Regions from separate parts of the Homo sapiens genome. Here region 2 is linked to region 1. Evidence: read pairs that join two places in POLR2A ChIA-PET (ENCODE). Cell type or tissue: GM12878. All regions are shown on one strand. Links, peaks and the distances in the headings refer to the core of each region. The heading gives the core; the rest is flanking DNA.

Evidence for each region. Peaks named below come from ENCODE experiments on the same cell type or tissue, not always from the same donor. Only the 100,000 strongest peaks of a DNase experiment are listed, where the experiment ranks them.
Region 2: POLR2A ChIA-PET joins it to region 1 with 7 read pairs; 3 of 35 experiments call an interaction of 5 or more read pairs at or near these places.

The regions. Positions count from the first base shown.
Region 1 is chr3:44,438,510-44,441,429 of GRCh38, forward strand. ZNF445 (zinc finger protein 445) reads right to left here. Exons shown (of 8, transcript NM_181489.6): 8 at 1-2,920. It also overlaps the pseudogene C3orf86P. Among named protein-coding and RNA genes, the nearest start is that of LINC01988, 12 kb to the left of the region's middle. RefSeq lists a silencer at 2,885-2,920. In GM12878, for the core only: no CTCF peak of the experiment used is centred there; a DNase peak (open chromatin) is centred at 1,392; H3K4me3 peaks cover 377 bases; H3K27ac peaks cover 2,128 bases.
Region 2 is chr3:44,777,402-44,780,321 of GRCh38, forward strand. KIF15 (kinesin family member 15) reads left to right here. Exons shown (of 35, transcript NM_020242.3): 4 at 714-790. Among named protein-coding and RNA genes, the nearest start is that of KIF15, 17 kb to the left of the region's middle. In GM12878, for the core only: no CTCF peak of the experiment used is centred there; no DNase peak of the experiment used is centred there.

The DNA.
Region 1 (2,920 bases), core at 266-2,765:
ATGGTCTCGATCTCTTGACCTCGTGATCTGCCCGCCTCAGCCTCCCAAAGTGCTGGGATTACAGGTGTGAGCCACCGTGCCTGGCCAAAAAAATAATTTTTTTAAAAGGACTCCAGGCAATGATAGACTGGATTAAGAAAATGTGGCACACATACACCATGGAATACTATGCAGCCATAAAAAATGATGAGTTCATGTCCTTTGTAGGGACATGGATGAAGGTGGAAATAATCATTCTCAGTAAACTATCGCAAGAACAAAAAACCAAACACCGCATATTCTCACTCATAGGTGGGAATTGAACAATGAGAAAACATGGACACAGGAAGGGGAACATCACACTCTGGGGACTGTTGTGGGGTGGGGGGAGGGGGGGAGGGATAGCATTGGGAGATATACCTAATGCTAGATGATGAGTTAGTGGGTGCAGCGCACCAGCATGGCACATGTATACATATGTAACTAACCTGCACATTGTGCACATGTACCCTAAAAGTATAAAAAAAAAAAAAACAAGGACTCCAGGCATGGTGGCTCACACCTGTAATCCCAGCACTTTGGCAAGCTGAGGCAGGTGGGTCACTTGAGGTCAGGAGTTCAAGACCAGCTTGGGCAACATGGCCAAACCTTGTCTCTACAAAAATACAAAAATTAGCTGGGTGTGGTGGTGCACGCTTGTAGTCCCAGCTAGTCAGGAGGCTGAGGCTGGAGAATCGCTTGAGCCTGGGAAAGTGGAGGTTGCAGTGAGCTGAGATCGTGCCACTGCACTCCAGCCTGGGTGACAGGGTGAGACCTTGTCTCAAAAAAAAAAAAAAAAAAAAAGCAAAACGCAAAAAGCAGTGGTGACCATAGGTCATGAGCAACGTCAGCGGACTTTTGGAAGACATATACCTCAGGGAAGGCCATTACATGTTCTTCAGGCAAAAGGTGGTTAACTAACACTCAAAGTCTCATTGTGACCCTCCCTTCTGCTCCCTGCCCCAGCATTAGTAGCTGGGACCTCTCCACAGAAGCACAGATCCAAAGGCCACAGGGCCCCTCCCTGAGCACAGACACTATGTCAGCCCAGCAGTCCACTCCTCCACCATAGGTCTGAGTTCAGCTCCACAAGGTCCCTCTTCCAATCTCCCACCTTTCAACAATTCTAGCCACGTCTCTTTGTTCCTGCTTTGCACTTTGCTCCACATGAGGTGGGATCAATAAACTACCATCACTCAAAACTGGTTCGGATGTTGAAACTGATGACACTGCAGACACCAAGAGGTTATGAAAAAGTTTACTACTCACATGAGGCCTTCTAGGGAAAGCAAAGCGGGCACCCACGCCAGTCTGTTGGGCTTCAGTGAAAGGACGAACAAGTGGCTCTGGTTTTTGTTGTGGTTATGAGAGCTCAGTGCATTTGACAGTCAGGGTTTGCACAGTTTGAACTTCCCCTCTGACGCAAAGAGGAAGTGGCTGGGCTTTCTTATCAGCTTGTCCAGATCCAGGCAAACTGAGGGGGAGAGCTTGAATGCTATTAGCAGACAAACGTCAAACATGGGGAGACTCTATTCTAGCTCCCCCAGTCCTGGGGTGGCAGCTGCTTAGCAGTTGCTACCTCCAAGACACCTTGGCATTTTCTTCTTGCCTTTTTAGCTACTTAAATATAGTACACTTCTTTATAAGGTCTTTGCTAAAATAACTGGTGTGGTTTCTGGCAACTAAAACCTGGCTGATATAAAATCTCCTTGCTGTTCTTAGCAGGGTTAACATTAACTTTAAAAGGTGTGGTAGCTGGCATACAAGTATTTACTCTCCTTTTCCTCATCTAATAAAGTAGAATGAAAAACATCTCCATCTTCTGGATCCCATTTCTTCATTAAAATTATGAGTTTACAGCTTCTGGCTTCACTTGTTATTTATTAAGCAAAATTAAGGAGATTTAGGCAAGGAGGAGCTTATAATTTCCTATAAAGTGCATGTCTTGGTGACTGTGCGTCAGTATATAGAGAACATCCTCATTTTTAAAAAAACTGTGGCCTGGTATTTCATCATAGATGTACTAGAGTTACTTAAGCGTTCGTTTACTAATAGCCATTTGTATTGCTCCTGTTACCAGAAAGCGGTCGTGATCCAGTCCCCAAGAGAGAGTTCTTGGACCTTGCTCAAGAAAAGAATTCGGGCGAGTCCACAAAGTGAAAGTAGTTAATATTAAGAAAGTAAAGAAATACAGAATGGCTACTCCATAGGAAGAGTAGCCCCAAGGGCTGCTGGTTGCCTATTTTTATGGTTATTTATTGATTATATGCTAAACAAGGGGTAGATTATTCATAAGTTTCCCGGGAAAGGTGTGAGCAATTACCAGAACTGAGGGTTCCTCTCCTTTTTAGACCATATAGTGTTACTTCCTGATGTTGCCATGGCATTTTTTTTTTTTTTTTTTGAGACAGAGTCTTGCTCTGTCACCCAGGCTGGAGTGCAGTGGCACCATCTTGGCTCACTGCAACCTCCAACTCCCGGGATCTAGAGATTCTCCTGCCTCAGCCTCTCAAGTAGCTGGGATTACAGGCACGTGCCACCATGCCCAGCTAATTTTTGTATTTTTTAGTAGAGACAGGGTTTCACCATGTTGGCCAGGCTGGTCTCAATCTCCTGACCTCATAATCCGCCCGCCTTGGCCTCCCAAAGTGCTGGGATTACAGGCATGAGCCATCGTGCCAGGCCTGCCATGGCGTTTGTAAACTGTCATGGCACTGGTGGGAGTGTCTGTTAGCATGCTAATGCATTATAATTACAGTATAATTACAGCAGTGAGGACAACCAGAGGTCACTTTCATTGCCATCTTGGTTTTGACCGGCTTCTTTACCACATGCTGTTTTATTGGCAAGGTCTTTATGACTGTATCTTGTGCTGACCTCCTATCTCATCCCATGACTTGGA
Region 2 (2,920 bases), core at 95-2,594, 340 kb after region 1:
GTAAAACGAGGACTGGGTGCTGTGGCTCACGCCTGTAATCCCAGCACTTTGGGAGGTGGAGGTGGGCGGATCACGAGGTCAGGAGTTTGAGACTAGCCTGACTAACATGGTGAAACCCCGTTTCTACTAAAAATAAAAAATTAGCCAGGCATGGTGGTGTGCACCTGTAGTCCCAGCTACACAGGAGGCTGAGGCAGGAGAATTGCTTGAACCTGGGAGGCGGAAGTTTCAGTGAGCCGAGATTGCGCCATTGCACTAAAGGCGACAGAGTGAGACTCCATCTCAAAAATAAATAAAAATAAACAGTGTAGGGTTGGGAGTTCTTGCATTTGTAGTAAGACTGCATCTCCTTGTAGGTAAAAATGAAAATAAAATGGAGGTATTGACTGTTCAGTGCAAACTTATGAGAAAAATCACTGAAGAAGATGTACAGCCGTTTATTTATGCTAGTACCAGTACAATATCTACATGCAATATGCTCTACAAAATTCTGTATAAAGTTTAGTTGTGTGCTTTAAATCTATAGGTGTATAGGAGATTAATAGATGTAATTATGTGTAAAGTTGAATCATCTTAGATAGTTTAGCCTTTTTTCTGTAGTGGATGTTATCCATGTTATTACTAAGCAATTTTTGCTGTTACATTGTAGAATGCAATTTAGGAAAAATGTTTTCATTTTTATGATATGTTAACATGTTTGGTTACATTTGTAGGAATCTGTATTCGCAACTGTGGCTAAAAGCATTGTGGAGTCTTGCATGAGCGGTTATAATGGTACCATCTTTGCATAGTAAGTTGTTGACTGTGTCCTTATACATAGTACATGCTTGAATTATTTTCCTGTTGCTGTTGTAACAAATTACCACAAACGTAGTGGCTTAAAACAACACAAATGTATTATGTTACAGTTCTGTAAGTGAAAAGTTCAACATGGGTCTCTCACAGGTAAAATCAAGGCGTCAGCAGGGATGCAATTCTTTTGGCAGCCTTGTTGCTTTCTGGAAAATTTGTTTCTTTGCCTTTTTCAGCTGCTAGAGGCCACCCACATTACTTAGCTTACAGCCCTGTTTATCTTCAAAACCAACAACATGTAACTCTTTGACTCTTCTTCCTTAGTCACACCTCCCTCTGACAGCAGCTAAAAAAGGTTTTCTGATTTTAGGGACTAATGATTAGATTGGCCCCTCCTGGCTATCAAGGTAGCAGGGATTACACTCCAAGGTAGAGGAGTAGTGTAGAGCAGAGTATCTGTCTATCTATATATATATAACTTTTTTTTGTAAGAAAGTTTGTCCAGCCAGGCGTGGTGGCTCACGCCTGTAATCCTAGCACTTTGGGAGGCTGAGGTGGATGGGTCACTGGAGTTCAGGAGTTCAAGACCAGTCAGGCCAACATGGTGAGACCCCCGTCTCTACTAAAAATACAAAAAAAATAGCTGGATGTGGTAGTGGTCGCCTGTAGTCCCAGCTACTTGGGAGGCTGAGGCAGGAATCACTTGAACCCAGGAGGCAGAGGTTGCAGTGAGCCGAGATTGCACCACTGCACTCCAGCCTGGGTGACAGGGCGAGACTCCGCCTCAAAAAAAAAAAAAAAAAAAAAACCAAAACAAAAAAGAAAGATTTGTCTGTTTTCCACATTTATTCAATTCTTTATATGTTATGGATATGCATTTATTTTATTCTTTAGGTTATAATCCAGTACTAAAAATTATTTACCTTGTTGTTCTTGTTGTTCCAGCTTTGCCCAATGGGCCCTCCTTGAGGTTGGTTTTTGTGTCCCTTTGCTATAGCTCATCCTTTTGTTTTTTGAGCCCCTTCTTACTTTATGATGCTACAAGATGCTCTGGGCTCATCTTGTGTTTTCCCTGACCTACGCCTAGAATCAGCCATTTCACCAATGAACCCTAATTCCTTTTATTGGAGCATGGTATTTAGAAACCAAGATCTGGGCGCTAGGTGTGTTTGGTTTGTTGCTATTGGAATGCCATTGCTTCTAGGCCTTCTCAGCAGACAGAGCTAGGTAATACATGGCAGGGTGGGTATACTGTCTGGTTTACTGAGGACAATACCAATTGTCAAGTAATTATTAGTAGTGTCCTCTTCACTCTCAAGTGCCTGTTTGGACAATAATCTATAGGATTACCCTATTTGTGGCTGGGCACGGTGGCTCACACCTGTAATCCCAGCACTTTGGGGGGCCGAGGTGCGTGGATCACGAGGTCAGGAGTTCAAGACCAGCCTGGCCAAGATGGTGAAACCCCATCTCTACTAAAAATACAAAAAATTAGCCGGGCGTGGTGGCAGATGCCTGTAGTCCCAGCTACTCAGGAGGCTGAGGAAGGAGAATCATTTGAACCCGGAGGGTGGAGGTTGCAGTGAGCCGAGATCGTGCCACTGCACTCCAGCCTGGGTGACAGAGTGAAAAAAAAAAAAAAAAAAAGGATTACCCTATTTGTAGAGGACTCAATAATATCCATTTCTCATTCTGAGTTACTAAAGAATTTTTTTCCCTCTTTTCTTCCAGAAGAAGGGGGTAAAAAACTATAGCATACTGTTTTCTAGTTTTGGGGGGCATTTAATGAAAAAGTAAATCCAAAATTTTCTGTTTTTGCTGTGAATCTAAGCTAAAGTCTTTTGATATCTTGATTAACATCTTTAAAATACAACTTTTTTTTTTTTTTTTTTTTTTAAAAGAGATGGAGTCTTGTTATGTTGCCCAGTCCTGGAGTGCAGTGGCTATCCACAGCTGTGATTCTAGTGCACCACAGCCTGGAACTCCTGGGCTCAAGCCATCTTTCTACTTCAGCCTCCTCAGTAGCTGGAACTGCCTGGCTTCAACGTTTTTACTTTTAGTTTTTTGTTACTCTTGTTTCTGTTAAGTGGGATAACAGGAGAGATGACATTGCACAAAAACCTATAGC